Regions from separate parts of the Homo sapiens genome. Here all the other regions are linked to region 1. A link is an interaction called in ENCODE POLR2A ChIA-PET data of the cell type or tissue named here. Cell type or tissue: MCF 10A. All regions are shown on one strand.

Region 1 (5,000 bases):
TTGCTTGTCTATAAAGTATTTTATTTCTCCTTCACTTATGAAGCTTAGTTTGGCTGGATATGAAATTCTGGGTTGAAAATTCTTTTCTTTAAGAATGTTGAATATTGGCCCCCACTCTCTTCTGGCTTGTAGGGTTTCTGCCGAGAGATCCGCTGTTAGTCTGATGGGCTTTCCTTTGAGGGTAACCCGACCTTTCTCTCTGGCTGCCCTTAACATTTTTTCCTTCATTTCAACTTTGGTGAATCTGACAATTATGTGTCTTGGAGTTGCTCTTCTTGAGGAGTATCTTTGTGGCGTTCTCTGTATTTCCTGAATCTGAACGTTGGCCTGCCTTGCTAGATTGGGGAAGTTCTCCTGGATAATATCCTGCAGAGTGTTTTCCAACTTGGTTCCATTCTCCACATCACTTTCAGGTACACCAATCAGACGTAGATTTGGTCTTTTCACATAGTCCCATATTTCTTGGAGGCTTTGCTCATTTCTTTTTATTCTTTTTTCTCTAAACTTCCCTTCTCGCTTCATTTCATTCATTTCATCTTCCATTGCTGATACCCTTTCTTCCAGTTGATCGCATCGGCTCCTGAGGCTTCTGCATTCTTCACGTAGTTCTCGAGCCTTGGTTTTCAGCTCCATCAGCTCCTTTAAGCACTTCTCTGTATTGGTTATTCTAGTTATACATTCTTCTAAATTTTTTTCAAAGTTTTCAACTTCTTTGCCTTTGGTTTGAATGTCCTCCCGTAGCTCAGAGTAATTTGATCGTCTGAAGCCTTCTTCTCTCAGCTCGTCAAAATCATTCTCCATCCAGCTTTGTTCTGTTGCTGGTGAGGAACTGCGTTCCTTTGGAGGAGGAGAGGCGCTCTGCGTTTTAGAGTTTCCAGTTTTTCTGTTCTGTTTTTCCCCCATCTTTGTGGTTTTATCTACTTTTGGTCTTTGATGATGGTGATGTACAGATGGGTTTTCGGTGTAGATGTCCTTTCTGGTTGTTAGTTTTCCTTCTAACAGACAGGACCCTCAGCTGCAGGTCTGTTGGAATACCCTGCCGTGTGAGGTGTCAGTGTGCCCCTGCTGGGGGGTGCCTCCCAGTTAGGCTGCTCGGGGGTCAGGGGTCAGGGACCCACTTGAGGAGGCAGTCTGCCCATTCTCAGATCTCCAGCTGCGTGCTGGGAGAACCACTGCTCTCTTCAAAGCTGTCAGACAGGGACACTTAAGTCTGCAGAGGTTACTGCTGTCTTTTTGTTTGTCTGTGCCCTGCCCCCAGAGGTGGAGCCTACAGAGGCAGGCAGGCCTCCTTGAGCTGTGGTGGGCTCCACCCAGTTCGAGCTTCCCTGCTGCTTTGTTTACCTAAGCAAGCCTGGGCAATGGCGGGCGCCCCTCCCCCAGCCTCGTTGCCGCCTTGCAGTTTGATCTCAGACTGCTGTGCTAGCAATCAGCGAGATTCCGTGGGCGTAGGACCCTCTGAGCCAGGTGTGGGATATAGTCTCGTGGTGCGCCGTTTCTTAAGTCGGTCTGAAAAGCGCAATATTCGGGTGGGAGTGACCCGATTTTCCAGGTGCGTCCGTCACCCCTTTCTTTGACTCGGAAAGGGAACTCCCTGACCCCTTGCGCTTCCCAGGTGAGGCAATGCCTCGCCCTGCTTCGGCTCGCGCACGGTGCGCACACACACTGGCCTGCGCCCACTGTCTGGCACTCCCTAGTGAGATGAACCCGGTACCTCAGATGGAAATGCAGAAATCACCCGTCTTCTGCGTCACTCACGCTGGGAGCTGTAGACCGGAGCTGTTCCTATTCGGCCATCTTGGCTCCTCCCTCGCATTTTTCATTTTTCAATTCAACAGCATTGTTTGTCGTCTTTCTCCCTCCCTGCACGCTGAGGTCTTAGTTCAGGGTCTTGCACTTAGTAGGTGTTCAATAAACATTTATAAACGGAATAAACAGACAATCCCAGCATTGCTCAATACTATTCCAGTCAATACTCCTTGCTCTCTGAGTGACCTGGGACAAAACCTTCTTTTTTTAGAGACAGGGTCTCACTCTTGTCACCCAGGCTGGGGTGCAGTGGCGTAATCACGGCTCACTGCAGCCTCGACCTCCCCAGGCTCAAGTGATTCTCCTAGCTCAGCCTCCCAAGTAGCTGGGACTACAGGTACTGCCACCACTCCTGGCTAATTTTTTATTTTTTATAGAGACGAGGGTCTCACTATATTGCCCAGGTTGGTCTCAAACTTTTGGGCTCAAGCCATCCTTCTGCCTCAGCCTCTGAGTAGCTAGGACTATAGATGCGAGCCACCATGTCCAGCAAATTTCTTAAGCTCTCTGTACTTAAGTTTCCTCAACGGTAAAATGGCCGTCTTAATAGAATGTAACCTGTAGGGCTGTTGCAGATTAAATGGGTTAATATGTTGCACTATGTGTGGCCCATGGTCAGCACTATAGATGTGTCTTGCTATTATTTTGTTATCATCATCACATGTGGAAAGTAAACAAACAAAAAACAGGTGTACTGTCGTGGGCCATGCATTGGACCTGGAGTTAGAAGGTGCAACTCTAGCTGTGCAGTCTTTGCTAGTTAAAACACAGGCCCCAGGCCAGGTGAGGTGGCTCACACGTGGGATCCCAGGACTTTGGGAGGCCAAGGCAGGAGGATCCCTTGAGGCCAGGAGTTCAAGACCAGCCTGGGCAATCTGCATTCCCTTTCTGAGCCTGAGTTTTTCTGTAAAATGGGGGCTACCATAATCTCACCTATTAAAGCTGATGTGAGGATTAAGTGAGTTAATAGCTACAGAGCACCTGCACCTGCACCGTGCTCAGCTCATAGTAGTTGCTTTTTACAATGTGCTAACCCAAGGTGAACAGGCTAGGATTCTGCGGGCGCTGGCCTGCCAGGAGCTCTCCCGGGAGCCTCCAGGAGCGAGGGTTGCAGGACCCCTTCCACCTCCCTGCTGGGCGCCGCGTGCTTGCCTGGTGGCCACCGGGGGGCGGTGATGCGCCGTGAAGGGCTCCCAGGACTGCAGAGCTCGTAGCCGCCCGGCCGCAGGAAGCCTGCAAGAGGCGAGCTTGTTTGGCTTCCTCTCCTTTTCTTCCTTCTTTTCTCCCTTCCCTCCTTTAAACGACGCTGGAATTTCTCCTTCTCTGATGAGATACCTGCTCTTGGCGACGTCCATCCACAGGTCACAGGTCCTGTATGCAAGAAGAAGAGATATGGGGCACCCGGCAACAGCAGGGATCAGGTTGAGCATCAGAAATAATGAGACCTGGCTGGGCACGCTGGCTCACGCCTGTAATCCTAACACTTTGGAGGCCGAGGCGGGTGGATCACCTGAGGTCAGGAGTTTGAGACTAGCCTGGCCAACATGGCGAAACCCTGTCTTTGCCAAAAAATACAAAAATTAGCTGGGCGTGGTGGCAGGTGGGTGTAATCTCAGCTACTCAGGAGGCTGAGGCAGGAGAATCCCCACTTCACTCCAGACTGGCCGAAAGAGTGAAACTCCATCTCTAAATAAATAAATTAAATAAATAAATAAAACAACGAGACCTGCAAATCCACACATCCGAGGGGCCCGTGGTGGGATGCAGGAGCAGCCGGCATCCCCACGAGCAAAGCATTAGTTTTTCCTCGCAGCTAATTATTTTGAAAAACTTCATACCCACAGAAATGCTTTAAAATTGTACAGTCAACAAACACCTTTATTTCTCCCATTTGGATTCATCAGTTGTCAACACATTTTGCCACGCATTTCATTGTATTTTTATTTTCTTGACTGCACCATTTGAGAGTTACTTGGAGACATCCTGACACTTCATCCCTGAATACTTCAGCCTGTATCTCTGTAGGCAACCGCAATGCCATTATCACACTTAAAAAGCTCAACCTTGATATAACGCTATTATCTCACCGATACATACTCAAATGTCCCGTTGTCTCATTTATATCCTGTGTAGCTGTGGTTTTATTTGTGATCCAAGAGCCAATCAATGTTCACATCATTTTTTCTTTCATGACATTTTTAAAGAATCCAGGCAGTTGTCTTGTAAAAGGTCCCACAATTGGAATTTGTCCTGTTTATTATTCATGGTTATATTCAGGCAAGTCGTTTTGGTAACCATATTACATAGGCCTTGTTATCTATTTCCCATTATATCATATCAGGAGGCCCATTGGGTAGGTTTGTGCTATTTTGTGACGCTAAGTTTGATCACTGGGCTATCTGTGACAGTTTCCTGTCCTTCCTTCTATCCAACCCCGCCACCCAAAAAAAAAAAAACCAAACCAAATCTGACATCACAAGAAGCAACAAGCTACATCTAAGATGTGGGACAAATAGCCCAATAAACCCAGGGTCACCCAGGCCTCCCTGCTGCCTTTCAAAAAACCTGGGCACATTCCTGCCACAGGAACTTTGCACTTGCTATTCCTGACACGCGTAATGTTCCCCATGAAGAGCATGGTTTCCTCCCTCATCCTCAAGTCTTTGTTCAAATATCAGCTTTTCAGCAAGACCTTCATTAACTAGTCTAGCCCCCAGTATGGTTTGGCTGTGTCCCCACCCAAATCTCATCTTGAATTGTAGCTCCCATAATTTCCATGTGTTATGGGAGGGACCATGTGGGAGATAATTGAATCATGGGGGCAGTTTCCCCCATACTATTCTTGTGGTAGTGAATAAGTCTCACGAGATCTGATGGTTTTATAAGGGGTTTCCTTTTTTGTTGGCTCTCATTCTCTCTCTTGCCTGCCGCCATGTAAGACATGCCTTTCACCTTCCACCATGATCATGAGGCCTCCCCAGCCACGAGGAACTGTGAGTCCATTAAACCTATTTTTCTTTATAAATTACCCAGTCTTGGATATATCTTTATCAACAGTGTGAAAACAGACTAATACACCCCCTTACCCTGCTCTACTTTTTCCCCATAGCAATTATCACCTCCTGACATGTCATATAATTGACTTATTATATTTGCTGTCTGTCTCCCTCTGGTGGTGTGTAAACTCTGTCAGC
Region 2 (5,000 bases), 76 kb after region 1:
CTCAGTCACCCAGGCTGGAGTGCAGTGGCACGATCTCAGCTCACTGCAACCTCCGTCTCTGCCTCCCGGGTTCACGCCATTCTCCTGCCTCAGCCTCCCAAGTAGCTGGGACTACAGATGCCCGCCATGATGCCCGGCTAACTTTTTTTTTGTATTTTTAGTAGAGACGGTGTTTCACCACGTTAGCCAGGATGGTCTCGATCTCCTGACCCCGAGATCCACCCGCCTCGGCCTCCCAAAGTGCTGGGATTACAGGCGTGAGCCACCACGCCTGGCCGAAAGTGACCTTATTTCATTTTTTTCAAATGTACTATGCTGTTGCATTTTTAAGAGATTCATCTTTTTAAATGGAGATTTTTGCACCCATTTATACTAAAGATGATGTTGTATGCACTAAGGTGGTGGGGGTAGAGATGGAAGGGGCCTAAGTCTTGGTGGGTGATAGTCTGGGAAGGGAAGCTCTAAGGGAGAAATGGTCAAGGAAGAAGCAGCTGCTAGCTAAACCATATGCCAGGCATTATGCTAAGTATTTTTTTTAATCAGATATTTTATTTTTTATTTTATTTTATTTTATTATACTTTAAGTTTTAGGGTACATGTGCACAATGTGCAGGTTAGTTACATATGTATACATGTGCCATGCTGGTGTGCTGCACCCATTAACTCGTCATTTAGCTTTAGGTATATCTCCTAAAGCTATCCCTCCCCCCTCCCCCACTATGCTAAGTATTAACTCATTCAACTGAGGTAGATATTAGCATTATTCCCATTTCATAGCTGAGGAAACAGGCCCAGAGAGGTTAGCCAACTTGCCCAAAGTCAGTGTGGGCCTGGTAATTGAGCCCAGGCACTCTGGCTCCAGACTCTGGGCTGCTTCTGATGCCCGGATTCTGTTCTCAAGCTGAGTACATGATATGCTATTCCCTGGGGGAGAATGCTGGAAAAAGACCATATTTGGGTTAAGTAAAGATCGTGAATTTAAGTTTTGACATACTGATTTCAGGATATCTTGAAAGCATCCAAAAGAGATACTGAATAGACAGATATAACTTTTGGTCAGAGGAAGGATCTGGATATTTAAATTTTTGATATGTGGTCTGAAGTGCCATCAAAAGCCATACCAATTTACCTTCTCATGAGAAATAAATGAGAGAATCAAGAACTTTAAAAAAAAGCAACAAACTGCTTTCCCCAGATGCACTTCCAGAAGCTGACTCAGTAGAAGTGATAGGTGGGCGGTCGGCAGGGAATCTGGATTTTTTAAATTGTTTGCCAGATGATTCTATCAGCTATGTTTGGGAATCACTGCTCTGTGACAACATTAAGCCCTCTTTGAAGAGCTAAATGTATAGAAAGGAACAAACTGGTGAGATGTGAATGAAAGAAGCATAGCATTTTATTGATATTATTATTATTATTTTGAGACAGGGTCTCTCTCTGTTGCCCAGGCTGGAGTGCATGGTGTGATCACGACTCACTGCAGCCTTGATCTCCCAGGCTCAGGTGATCCTCCCACCTCAGCCTCTCAAGTAGCTGGGACCACAGGCATGCACTATCACTCCCAGCTAATTTTGGTAGAGATGGGGTTTCGCCATGTTGCCCAGGCTGGTCTCAAACTCCTGGACTTAAGTGACCCACCCGCCTTGGCCTCCCAAAGTGCTAGAATTACAGGCATGAGCCACTGTGCCTAGCTGCATGGCATTTGGGATTTAATTTCCTATGCTTGCCTCTATGGCAGTTGATCCTATTTTTAAACTTTCTGCTTATCTTAGGATTCTGAATGGCCTTCACCTTCCTGTCCTTCTGTGTTGCTTTTTAAATCACTGCCCCTGGTTTTTAATACTTTATTGTGCTTTTTAAAGCACAACACAGCTGGGCACAGTGGCTCATGCCTGTAATCCCAGCACTTTGGGAGGCTGAGGCGGGCAGATCATGAGGTCAGGAGATTGAGACCAGCCTGGCTAACATGGTGAAACCTCACGTCTACAAAAGATACAAAAAATTAGCCGGGTGTGGTGGCATGTGCCTGTAGTCCCAGCTACTCGGGAGGCTGAGGCAGGAGAATCACTTGAAACTGGGAGGTTCAAGTGAGCCGAGATCATGCCACTGCACTGCAGCCTGGGTGACAGCGTTAGCCTCTGTCTCAAAAAATAATAAATAAATAAATATAAAGCACAACACATCATATTTGACCCTAACAAGCACCTGGGGGTGTGTGTGTGTGTGTATTCCCATTTTAGAGACTGGAAATTAAGCAGCAATAAATGGCTTACATTTATTGAGTACTTACTGTTAAACAGTTTAGAGATTAAGTGATTGACGCAAGGCTGCAGAGCCAGTACACAGCACTTTTACCTACCAGACCCTTAATTGTTACCACAGCTGTCTCAGGTTGATCACTGGGATCTTTGTTCTGGCATGGTCCTTGAGGATGGTAGCCAGTGAGCCAGACAGCACACCTCATGCTGAGTCAGCCGCGTTCCAAACTCTCAGAGTGCCTAGTTTGGGTTTCACTCTGGGAGGGAAGACTCACCTCCTAAGGGTTATGAGGAACTTGATGAACACAGCAGAGCTTTCGTCAGCCAAAACTCCCCTGGAACTGCTTTCTCCACCCTCAACGACATGGGGTTGCCATATAATTTTTCTAGTCGGGGGAAAAACTCACATCAAATTCTGATTGAAAATCAAATACATGTTTACTGTGGAAAAACTGGAAGGCAAAATGGGGGCCTACCACCCATACGGGACCTTTGTCTTTTCAAAGGAATATTTGAAATCAATCATCCATTTCCCAATCTTTCCACCTGAGTCTTTGTTGAGGGTATCTGATCTGAGGCAGAGGGCCCGAGTCTGAATGATTTCACCACTCACTCTCCAGGCTTGCCTCCCCAGTATCCCAGCTTCCTCTTCTGCTTGGCTGGGTCAGAGAAGGGCTGCAAGCTGAGGCCCTCACACACCCCGTCAGCCCTATCTGTGAGAAGATCCAGGTCCAGGGGGCCTGTGTATAGATGGGTGCCATCCGCCAGGTGTAACTGCACTCCACCTGGGTTCTGTTGCCCTCCAAGAGCTGCTCTGCTTACAGCTCTGGGGAAAAAGGCCTGGACACCCAATAGGTGCACCCAGGGCTCTGGCAGGCCCTTGCAGAGCTGCCCCAAGCTTGCTAGGCAAGGGCAATGGGCCTCCCAGCATGCCCAGGGGTGGGTCCCAAGTGAATCCAGGAGCCCCAAGGCCTCTTGGGATCCCAGCATGTGCAGCCTCTTCCCCCCACCCCACTTTGCTGCCCTATGACCTCTCCCGTGGGTCTCCTCAAAACGGGTCTGGCTCACTGGCCACCATCTTGGTTTTCTTGTGCGTGGAAAATACTTGGTGACGGAGAGAGGCAGACCACAGCCTTGGCACCAGGGCTCAGCCCCTCTCTCTCTCTTCTTTTTGGTACAAGAATAAAACTATAAATATTTTATATAATAATTGTCAGCCTTATGCTATAAATGGCTTTATGACCTGCTTTTTTCCCCCCTCTGCAAAATACTTTTTCCTGGGTAGGTTTTCTTTTATAGTATTTAAGGCTGTAGATTAGGCATTTGGGTGACTGTGGCACAGCATAATTAACTGTTCTGTTGAGAGTTAGGTTGTTGAGACCTTTTTTTGCTTTTTTTCCCTATTAAGCAAGTCACGAACATCCTGGCAGGTATGGTTTTGTCACATCTGGGATGGTATCTTGGCACAATTCCTGGGTCAATGGGCTTGTTTAAGGCATTTTAATTTGCCAGAAAGGTTGTGCCAGTTAATATTCCCCCACCCCTAGCAATATATAGCAGCACCCGGTTCCCAACTGTGACACAGCACTTGCCCTTTTAATTTGTATTTCTTAGTTGGTGAACTTTTTTCTATATGTAGTTTTACTTAGGAAAAATGCCAGAATCTTTCTTCAAGTCACTTCCACCTACTTTTCCCCGGTGCCCTCTTATCCCAATCCCTTAACAGAAGGTAGTGATAGCTATAAGGACAAATTTGTTTGTTTTGTGAGCTAGGTATGTCCCTAAAGCAAGCTAGAATAGAAATTTCCTAGGCAATCTCTTCCCCCAACTCCCCAGGCTGCCTTTTGGCCACAATATGTTTAAGATGATGTTTTCCTTTTCCTCTAGTCAAAATACCCAGAGATCAGTAGGGAAATTGGTGGAGAGTGATCACTTGATGGACATTTTGTCTACGGAAAGATGGGTGGTTTTATTTTGCCAGAACATCCAGTAATGTTGGACATCAGGACCAGATAGCACCTCCAGGAAGAGACAAGCTCCTGACCTTCAAGGGTATTCCCTTGGGAGTATGGAGGTGTCTAGGCAAATTCCAACCTAAAAGCAGGCCTGGAACATAAGAGGAATGAGTTCTTAGCCCAGCATCCATCAATTCTTATAAGTCTATTTAAAAAGCTTTCTTTTCCCAATAGCTCTAGTACCCCAGGGACCAAACTCTTCTTGCCCAAGTTTTATTAGTGGCGCCAGTTCAGGACCCGAGGCCAGGCTTGGCAGGATGATCTTTAGAGAGGAGCTTTGAACATAGGCCAGAGACTCCTGGTTTCCATTGGATGTCTTCTATCGAGTGCAGATACATAGAGCTCTGGCTTTTTTGTTGTTAATTTCTCTTTTTATTTATTTTTACCTATAATGTGTCCTATGATATTAATTGTTAATTTCTCTAGAAGCAGCCTCAGGTTACTGATTCCCTTTTTCCCTTCCCCGACAGTATTTTAGGGAATGTACATTTAGGCTCAGTGCTAAAAGCTGTCCATTTATATTGGTAGAGCAGGCACCTCTTCATCAGGTTCATTGACCTTGTAATTCAGAATCCTTGTGGGAGAAACTGAGGCTAATGCGGTCAAATGACTGTCTGAAGCCCTGGATGGGTGTGGAAGAAAGAGCTATGTTTAGGCTTTCATTTTCCAGCCTTAAATTCTGAACTATTGCCCCATGTGCTCATCATCAAGTTGCCCCAGAAAGAGT
Region 3 (5,000 bases), 68 kb after region 1:
GCCAGTGAGGCATAGGCAGGGTCCAGCCCCGCTTGAAATTTGTCTCACCCCATAACAGAGGCAGCAAAGTGTTTGGGGAAATCCCAGTTGTACCAGTATGGAGACAATGGCTGAAGTCCCAGTTGTACCAGTATGGAGGCCAGGGTCTCTGAAGTCTTCCCTGGAACCAGGATATTGGCCCCCACTCCCAGCAACCCTTCTCAACTCCCCTCCCGATTCTCAGACTGGAGGACCATGTCTGCCTCAGTTGCCTTTTTCTCATTTCATTTAGTCACCTGGCATTGCCAACCCAGGCAGCAGGGCTGGCAAGGAAGGGCTGTGAAAACTCACCACCACCACCCAGATACCACCTAATAGCTTACTGAATTCCAGAATCACACTATGTACTTTATGTAATAAGCCCCTTTAATCCTCCTAAAAGCCCCATGAGGTGGGTGGAATTGGCCCCATTTAACTGGATAGGAAACCTCGGCTTGTCACTTTGTAACTATCTAAGGTCACCCAGCTAATAAATTGTGGTGTCACATTTTGAACACAGGTGTGACCCCCTAAGTATGAGGCACTGACCATTTGGCAATCAGGGTGGGAAAGGGAAAGATATTTGGAGTCTTCTGGCCCCAGCCAAATTAGAGGAAGATTGGAAATAGTTAACTTCTGACCCAAGGGCTTTGAATTCCTATTCTCTCCACAGGCCCCTGCTAATCGCCAGGAGGGTTGGGGTTGGCAGGCACTTCTGCCCAGGACCTCTGGCCTCCCTTTTAAGATATGGGGGAACAGGGAGGGTTCAGATACCAGGTCTGAGAGCACTCAAACTGACAGCCCTCTGCAGAGAACTGTCACCCCACCCCCACCTGCCTCCAGCAGCAAAGACCTCCCACCTCTTGCTCTGGGTAGAAGAGCTTGACAGACCCTTCCTCACTCGCTCCTCCTCCCCCAGCCAAATCTGGGCATCCTCAGGGCTCTGGGTTACCTAGAGCATCAGAGGTCTGCAAATTCCTCCAGCTGACAGAATTCCCTCCAGGCTGCAGCTGCCTCTGTCTGCTGGACTTAAGAGTGTTGGGGACCTGCTGCTTGGGCAGTGAACCAGAATGCCTCACCTGGGGAAAGAAAGCCAAACGGGCTCGGTGTGATGGCTGGCACCTGTAATCCCAGCACTTTGGGAGGCCTAGGCGGGTGGATCACCTGAGCTCGGGAGTTCGAGACCAGCCTGGCCAACATGGTGAAACCCTGTCTCTACTAAAAATATAAAAATTAGCCGGGCATGGTGGCGTGTGCCTGTAATCCCAGCTACTCGGGAGGCTGAGGTAGAAGAATTGCTTGAACCTGGGAGGCAGAGGTTGCAGTGAGCCGAGATCGCACCACTGCACTCCAGCCTGGGCGACAGAGCAAGACTCTGTCTCAAAAAGCCAAACGTCTTCCTTTCTCCCTCGACCCCATCTTTGAACTCAGGACTCTGGCTCTGTGGCTGTCTAACATCTGAGGAGAGGGCTCAGAGCCAAGGCCACAGAGCTAGGAGGTGGGAGGGCTGGTGGGCTGCCTCCCTTCGTGAGAGCCTCTCCAGGTGCTACTGAACCCCAAGAGGAAAGATCTGTTTTTCCCTAGGACTCTGAGGCATCTTAGGGCTAAATGGGGAGATGGGGAATGGGGAGGTATAATCCCAGGCCCTCTTCTTCTCCTTCAATCTCAGTAGCCCCCCTTTTGTTGAAGACCACTTTAAAGTTGGAAGTTACCTATTAGCAAGAGACCTTGACAACCTGTGTTGTACGCTAGGAGGAGTAGAAGGTATTTTTGCTTGAGTTCTTACTCTAGGGTCTCACATTCGCTTTAGGAAGTCGTTGATCCCCAGGAATTAACCGTGCCTAAGAGTGCATGCGCATCTTTCTAAGAAGTCTCCTCCTTCAAATTTGGGGACCACAGGTATTCCCCATATCTCCCAGTCTTTTTCTTTCTTTTTTTTTTTTTTTTTTTTAGAGACAGGGTCTCACTATGTTGCCCAGGCTGGTCTTGAACTCCTGGCCTCAAGTGATCCACCCGCCTCAGCACCCCAAAGTTGGGATTTCCTGTGTGAGCCATCATTCCTGGCCCCCAGTCATTTTATAGAGAAGCTAGAACTACTGTTTAGAGAAATGATTTGCACTTGGGTCCATTTGGAAATTCTTCAGACTCTCGTTAAACCCAGCAGTGGGAAGAGACCTAATGGTATATATCCCAGCACAGGCAAGGGAAAAATGGATTCTAAGCTGTTTCTCATCCCAAATGATGTGGCCTGAGGCGAGTTACTGAGTCCAAGCTCCTCAGCCTTGAGGCCCTAACTTCCCTGTGCGTGCATGGGAAATGGCCCTGGAGCTATGAGAGGGCGGCTGGCTGGACTGCTCACTGGCCAGTGAGAGGGCCCAGGTGGAGGGTTCGGCTGCTCTCCTGGGTGTCTTGCTGAAGGCTGACTGCCTTCTGAGCGGCCTTTGCACAGCGTGCCCCATCTTGTTGTAACTTCAGGCAGGGGAGAAACAGCAACTTGTGAGCTCTCCCCACACAAGCCAGGACAGGACGCCAGGCCCACACACTGCCTTCTCCCTGTAGAGTCGCTTCATCCAGGCTTCCCACCGTACTTCGAAACCTGCTCTTCTCTTGTCTTTTATGGTCTTTTTCCGCTTCCAGAAGTCTCCTGCATTCCTCAGCTGGGACTTAGCCCCACTTCAACTGGTTTATCCCTGCTTTTGGCCTCTGAGTCAGTAGTTTGCAAGCTTGGCTGGTGATCAAATTGCCTGGGGAGCTTTTTATTTTTTTATCGTCTCCTCCCCAATGTATACCATTTTATATTGTTTACATAGGGACGGTTGGTTGGTTGGGATTTCAAATTAATACATGAAAATATGTTCACTGTAAAGACACACTTTTTTCAATAAAAATATGTGGCACTTACTATGTGACAGATAAAGTTCTTAGTACTTTATATGCATCAGCTCATTTAATCCTCAAACATCCCTTGAGGGAGGTACTATTGTTGTCCCCGTTTTACAGGTGAGGAAACTGAGGCCAGAGAAGTTAAGTAACTTGCCCAAGATCACACAGCTAAGTAAGTAGTAGAGCTCAGATTCAAACCTAAGCAGACTGAGCTTACACCACTGAACTCTACTGCCTGTCAATAGAAGCAAGTCAGAAATAAACACATGAAGGCTGGGGTATGGTGGCTCACAACTGTAATTCTAGCACTGTGGGAGGTTGAGGTGGGAGGATTGCTTGAACCCAGGAGTTCGAGACCAGCCTGGGCAACATGGTGAGACCCCGGTTTCTACAAAAAATACAAAAATTAGCCAGGCATGGTGGTGCATGCCTGTAGTCCCATCTACTCTACTCAGGTGGCTGGGGCAGGAGAATCGCTTGAACCTGGGAGATGGAGGTTGCAGTGAGCCAAGATCATACGACTGCACTGCACTCCAGCCTGGGCAACAGAGTGAGATGCTGTCTCAAAAAAAAAAAAAAGGATCTTTTGAGCCCGGGAGGCAGAGGTTGCAGTGAGCCAAGATCACACCACTGTACTGTAGCCTGGGTAACAGAGCAAGACCCTGTCTTCAAAAAAAACCAAAAAATAAATAAAGAGAAAAAGAAATAAACACGTGAAATTTCTTCCCCAGTTCTACTCTCTTAAGGGCAAGCACACAGTTACTGATTTTATAAGAATCCTTGTAGACCCTTTTTTTTTTTTTTTGCACAAAAAACTTATGTATGCATACAGGAATTTTAAAAACAAGAATTGGACTATATCATGCATACAAATGTTACTCTGCAGCTCGCTTTTTAACTTAGAATCACAGGCATCTTTCCAGACTGTTAAATACACATCTATCTTGTTTTTAATAGCGCCGTAGTCTTTTACATGGTGAATGTACCATGATTTATTTAGCCAGTCTTCTACTTTTATCTTTTACAGATGTGGTGTAGGGAAGAGTTAACATCAAAATTGTGAAGTGTTTGGATTTTTAGCAATCTAACTATCAGTAATTGCCTTATTAGGAAAGACTGCTGTAGAAAGATGATCGAGTGAACTGTTCATCTTAACATCATCCAGATAAATTGAGCTTTCATGTTTAAACAATACCTTTAATACAGACTCTGCTGTAAACTTAAGGTTACTATACCATTTAAAAATAGTTTTCATACTAACTTTTGTTTTATGACTATCTAAATAATAGTCAATAGTTTCAAAAGCATATGAATTCACCAAAAATCAAAAACTTTTAAATTGCATGACTCAGAAGTAAACTACCACATTCATTCACACTAGCATTATTTTCCCTGGGTGTTGAGAGATTGAGAATGTGTCATCAGTCAATTCAAAGTGCATTTTTTTCTCAAGTTTTTCTTTAGATTTCAAAATCTAGTTAGCAAGCATTTTGCTGAATAAAAGTTGATTTCCAGTCTTAAAGCAGACACTCATTTCTGTTCTTATTTTCCCCCCAAGAGGAGCTTATGAGTTTTTTTCTTAAACTCAAATATTGCTGCACTAAAGCCTAGGACAGGGTGGTTGCATTTATATAAAGGATGCATTCTTGAAAACCACAAATAGGCTGGGCGCTGGGGCTCATGCCTGTAATCCCAGCACTCTGGGAGGCCGAGGCCGGCAGATCACGAGGTCAGGAGATCGAGACTATCCTGGCTAACACAGTGAAACCCCGTCTCTACTAAAAAACACAAAAAATTAGCCGGGCGTAGTGGCAGGCGCCTGTAGTCCCAGCTATTTGGGAGGCTGAGGCAGGAGAATGGCGTGAACCCGGGAGGCAGAGCTTGCAGTGAGCCGAGATCCCGCCACTGCACCCCAGCACTCCAGCCTGGGCAACAGAGCAAGACTCCGTCTCAAAAAAAAAAAAAAAAGAAGAAAATTACAAATAATTCATAATTCCCATGATTCAAGACTTATATTCTCATATGAATACATGTGAAGTGTATGTATGGGGTGGAGGGGCCAAGGGGATGCTTACAATTCACTACTCTCCAGCTTTGAA
Region 4 (5,000 bases), 54 kb after region 1:
GCTATCCTCCCGCCTTAGCCTTCTGAGTAGCTGGGACTACAGGCCCGTGCCAGCAAGCCTGGCTAATTTTTTTTTTTGTATTTTTTGTAGAGACAGGGGTCTCGCTGTGTTGCCCAGGCTGGTGTCAAACTCCTGGGCTCATCCACCCACCTCAGCCTTCTAAATGGGATTACAGGCGTGAACCACTGCCCACTGCGCCGGGCCCCCCTGTCCTTGTTCTTGTACACGGTACATGTTACCATCTAACATATTATATTTCCACGTATTTTTTCACTTTCCTCTACCCTCCACACTCTGGATGGCAAGTCCGAAGGCGCAGGGATGTTTGTTCACTGTTGTATCTTAAGTGGTTGGCACATCGCCGGCTGTCAGCAAATGTTTTTGAAATGAATGAATGAGTGAATGACCGACAAGGGGAGCTAAGGGGAAGGCAGCGGTGCGGTCCGCGTCGCAGGCAGAAGAGCTGACTCTCCAATCTCCGCTCCTCTCTCCGCCCCCGTCCGGAATGCTGAGTGCCCGAGAAGGAGGCGGAAATGAGCGCGCTCAACAGCCCACCAGCCGGGTGTTTACTTAATTAGGGCCTGCATCCCGAGGCTCGTTTGTGTTTAACCGTCCGCCTAATGGCTTCGTCTGGCTCCGGGCGGGCGCGGGGGAACCTGCGAGGCGAGCGTAGGCCTGGCCACCCTGTCCCGCCGGGGGCCCACTCCATTGCGCCGCGCGGGTGCGCGTAGACCTGACCTCCCCTCGGGCATAAAAAGCGCCCTGCGGGAGATCCAGGCCGGGAGGGCGCGGAGCTCAGCGAGCAGCCCCAGGCTTTCCCAACCGCGTGGTCCACCCCCAGCCTCAGTCCCAGCCCCAGCTGCTGGGCTCACCCGCCGGCTAAGGGAATGCTCCCGAGATACCAGATGCCAGTTGCTCGTTGTACCCTCAGCCATGAAATTGGAGGATTACAACGCTTCTCATTCTCTTAATTCAGGGGATGTGGGGATGCTAGAAAGAGAGACGGCTCGCCAGACATCTGAGAGCAATAATACCAGGCAGCATTTGGGCACTTGCTGTGTGCCAGATATGATGTTTAGCGTTTTAAACCTTCTAATTTATTTAATACTCATCTATGAGAGGGTAAAATACTAAGATCATAACAGCCCCATTTGACAGATGCAGAACTGAGGCCCAGGGGGTTTATTTTACTTCCCCGAGGCTTCAGCGCTACTAAGGGGTGGGACCTGGATTTGAACCCAGGTGGGGCCGGCCTTAAGGGCCCATGCTAGGCCTGAGAGAGCAAGACCCCCACCCTCGCAACGCAAGCAATCCATGGCTTAGCCACAGGCCTGGCGGGGAGGAGGACGGATAGATTACCAGGTTAGCCCTGGAAGGTCAAAGAATCTGTCATTTAAAACTCCAGGCTGGGCCCCGTTTCTCACGCCTGTAATCCCAGCACTTTAGGAGGCCAAGGGAAGCGGATCACTTGAGGTCGGGAGTTCGAGACCAGCCTGGCCAATATAGCGAAATCCCGTCTCTACTAAAAATACAAAAATTAGCCTGGTGTGGTAGTGGGCGCCTGTAGTCCCAGCTACTCGGGAGGCTGAGGCAGGAGAGTCGCTTGAACCTGGGAGGCGGAGGTTGCAGTGAGCAGAGATGACGCCACCGTACTGGACGACAGTGAGACTCCATCTCAAAAAAACAAACAAAACAAAAAAACCTCTCCAGTCTCCAGTCCGTTCCTCAAACCCCTAAATCTGAGCTGGGGACGGGGAGGGAGAAGGACCAGGAGGTGGCATCCAGGGCTTCTCAAGGCAGCAGCAGAAGGTGAAGGAGGAGTGAGGGGACAGGTGAGAGAGACTGACCGGGAAAGCTCAGCTCCGTGGGGAAGGGCTTGTGGGGTAGTGATTGAGACTCAGGACCGTTTTCATGGCCAGAGCCCACTTGTGTGCAGCAAGAGGAAAGCACTTCGTGTCTAACGTAGTGGAATGAGAGTAACGTAGAAGAACAACGAATCCCAGGTCTGGCGTTTATCTCCTAGGAAGGGTGTGGGAGAGCTGTTTTCCAAGGGAGACTCTCTGGAGGCTGCTTTGCGCAGCAAGCAGTTTTTACCCAGATTATATACAGTATTTCAGACCAATTTCAAAACCTCTGCGTTTTAAAAATTGTCTTTATTTACATTTTACAGAAAGTTGAGAAAGTGTTATTTATATGGGGGGTAGGGGTGCTGGAGATTATGAGACTAATAACAACCCTCTTAGCTCGCACCCTTTGGCACCACTACAGCTTCCAAACTCTGGGACTTTCTCGACTAGCTTCCCTTTGTTTAGCTGTGAAATGGAAGAAGCGGTCCGGGTGTGGCGGCTCATGCCTGTAACCTGAGCACTCTGGGAGGCGGAGGATCGCTTGAGTCCAGAAGTTCAAGACCAGCTTGGGCAACATAGGGTGACCCTCCACCCTCCCCCCGCCCCACCACATCGCTACAAAAAATTTTTAAAAATTAGCCGGGTGTGGTGGCGCAAGCCTGTAGTCTCAGCGGGAGCTGAGGGAGGAGAATCGCTTCAGCCCGGGAGGTCGAGGCTGTAGTGAGCCGAGATCGCGCTACTGCACTCCTGGGCGACAGAGCGAGACCCTGTCTCCAAAAAAAAAAAAAAAAGAAAAAAGAGGAAGTTGTATCCAATTCAGAAACGCGGTCCTTCGGGACCTGCTAGTTTTATACCCCGGAGGATCCTCCCCGGCGGGCTGGCACGGGAGGTGGAGAAAGAGGCTTGGGCGGCCCCGCTGTAGCCGCGTGTGGGAGGACGCACGGGCCTGCTTCAAAGCTTTGGGATAACAGCGCCTCCGGGGGATAATGAATGCGGAGCCTCCGTTTTCAGTCGACTTCAGATGTGTCTCCACTTTTTTCCGCTGTAGCCGCAAGGCAAGGAAACATTTCTCTTCCCGTACTGAGGAGGCTGAGGAGTGCACTGGGTGTTCTTTTCTCCTCTAACCCAGAACTGCGAGACAGAGGCTGAGTCCCTGTAAAGAACAGCTCCAGAAAAGCCAGGAGAGCGCAGGAGGGCATCCGGGAGGCCAGGAGGGGTTCGCTGGGGCCTCAACCGCACCCACATCGGTCCCACCTGCGAGGGGGCGGGACCTCGTGGCGCTGGACCAATCAGCACCCACCTGCGCTCACCTGGCCTCCTCCCGCTGGCTCCCGGGGGCTGCGGTGCTCAAAGGGGCAAGAGCTGAGCGGAACACCGGCCCGCCGTCGCGGCAGCTGCTTCACCCCTCTCTCTGCAGCCATGGGGCTCCCTCGTGGACCTCTCGCGTCTCTCCTCCTTCTCCAGGTACTCCACAGCCTCGCCGTGGCCCCGACCGGGACCGCTCCCTGGGGGGCGGGCGGGGTCCGCATGGGGCAGTGGCGTCGGGGAGAGCGCGGGGCTGCGCTCCCTGGGGCCAAGGGAGTCCCGGAAGGCCCGTGAGGACCCTGCGGTGTGGGGAGTGCAGGGCCGGGCACGCCTGGACCCAGCCTCCTTCACTCTCTGCCCTCGGGCGCAGGTTTGCTGGCTGCAGTGCGCGGCCTCCGAGCCGTGCCGGGCGGTCTTCAGGGAGGCTGAAGTGACCTTGGAGGCGGGAGGCGCGGAGCAGGAGCCCGGCCAGGCGCTGGGGAAAGGTAAGATCCTCAGGGTGGAACCGCAGGGTAGGGGCCGCACGTGACCATTTTGGTGTGGACCGCGCGAGGGGTGTTCGGGCCGGGGCAAGGGACTCCTGGCGCCACCTCAGTTCCCGGGGAGGCGCAGAACGCGCCTCGGGGGCTGGGATTGGGGGTGGTGGCTGACGGAGAAGGCTGGGCAGCAGAGCGCCTATGACATCCAGCCCCTTGTCCGGTAGCCACTGCTTACCTTGACCCCCTCCTCCGAGATGCCGGATGGCTGAGCCCCTCACCCAGTCTCGACGTGGGAAGTTCTCCCCCGCTGGCCCCAGCAGAGGAATGCGCCGGCCACATTCTTCCCCCAACCCGCGCGCAGGTGTGGGGATGAGCCGTGCCCCGGGCAGCCCCCTTCGCCCCTCTCGGGCCCCCTTTGTGAACCGTGCTTTGTGTCTCCGACAGACAGACCGGGTCTGTTTCTTTTCTCCGAGCTTCCCTACCCCGCCCCCCTTCTTCCTCGGCAGCTGGAATGCACTCTTAACCCTGCTCTTCCCGGAGGGCCTGCGCCCTTGTAGCCTGCCTGGAAACTGGGCCCTGGCACACCTGGGCTGGGGCCATCACGTACGGGAACCACCCCGCCCCCAGCGTCTGGGGCCTGGGATGCTAGGTCACTGGGGGGAGTTTGAGGGGGACAGTGTCCCAAGCTGGCAGGCCTGGGGCTATGGGGGCGATGGACGGGAGATCAAAGCACATTTTTGATCCCTCAGTTACTCCTACCCCCCCCCTCCCCGCCCCAAGTTCAAAAACCTGAGGGGGTGGGCGGTGCAACGTTAGTGAGGAGAACCAGTGTGTTATGAGACCCAGGCGGTTGGTTGCTGGCTAGTGGAGGGCTTTCTCCCTCTAGGTTAAGAGGACAATGGATGGGGGCTCCAGCAAGGGTTGAAACCTAGTTCTTAAACGGGTATAACCCTGGATCCTTGGGTCGGGTTTCAGAGGATCCTTACACTGAAATTTTTGGGAACTTGAGTATTCATTTTTAGGGGGAAGGAACCGTGGCTTACCTGGCCTTCAAAACACTGAGAACCCTTGCTACCTAGCATTCTTCTAAAGTCTCCATCAACTTATCCCTCACCCCAGGCACAAACTCCCACTGCTTGAATGTGGGGCTGTCAATGCCTAGGGGACAGAGTGGCTCTCTTTTATTTCTCCAAAAGAGGATTGAGGACCTTGAGTCTGTGGAGGCCCTTTTTAAAAAAATTCTTTCTGCAAATAACTGCAGATTGACAAAACAATTAACACCCAGGCTAGGCTAGGCTCCTTAAACCCTTGGCTGTAGGGAGCTGAGGAGAGGCATTAAGAAGCCATGCCTCATAAACTTTAAATTCTT

Evidence for each region. ChIA-PET counts read pairs that join two places held together with the same protein. Peaks named below come from ENCODE experiments on the same cell type or tissue, not always from the same donor. Only the 100,000 strongest peaks of a DNase experiment are listed, where the experiment ranks them.
Region 2: POLR2A ChIA-PET joins it to region 1 with 16 read pairs; 3 of 35 experiments call an interaction of 5 or more read pairs at or near these places.
Region 3: POLR2A ChIA-PET joins it to region 1 with 12 read pairs; 7 of 35 experiments call an interaction of 5 or more read pairs at or near these places.
Region 4: POLR2A ChIA-PET joins it to region 1 with 22 read pairs; 7 of 35 experiments call an interaction of 5 or more read pairs at or near these places.

What each region holds. Positions count from the first base shown.
Region 1 is chr16:68,587,697-68,592,696 of GRCh38, forward strand. No RefSeq gene overlaps it. Among named protein-coding and RNA genes, the nearest start is that of ZFP90, 51 kb to the left of the region's middle. In MCF 10A, CTCF peaks have their summits at 2,952 (motif pointing right) and 4,995 (motif pointing left); a DNase peak (open chromatin) is centred at 3,005.
Region 2 is chr16:68,663,257-68,668,256 of GRCh38, forward strand. The region is part of intron 2 of CDH3 (cadherin 3); the gene reads left to right. Among named protein-coding and RNA genes, the nearest start is that of CDH3-AS1, 20 kb to the left of the region's middle. In MCF 10A, no CTCF peak of the experiment used is centred here; a DNase peak (open chromatin) is centred at 2,485.
Region 3 is chr16:68,656,114-68,661,113 of GRCh38, forward strand. All of the region lies in intron 2 of CDH3 (cadherin 3), which reads left to right. Among named protein-coding and RNA genes, the nearest start is that of CDH3-AS1, 12 kb to the left of the region's middle. RefSeq lists an enhancer at 1,946-2,446. In MCF 10A, no CTCF peak of the experiment used is centred here; DNase peaks (open chromatin) are centred at 2,648 and 4,308.
Region 4 is chr16:68,642,114-68,647,113 of GRCh38, forward strand. It overlaps CDH3 (cadherin 3), which reads left to right and starts at 3,197. Exons shown (of 16, transcript NM_001793.6): 1 at 3,197-3,311; 2 at 3,523-3,637. The coding sequence starts at 3,267. It overlaps CDH3-AS1 (CDH3 antisense RNA 1), which reads right to left and starts at 4,088. Exons shown (of 2, transcript NR_186394.1): 1 at 3,867-4,088; 2 at 2,135-3,627. RefSeq lists an enhancer at 3,177-3,701. In MCF 10A, no CTCF peak of the experiment used is centred here; DNase peaks (open chromatin) are centred at 2,848, 3,108 and 4,168.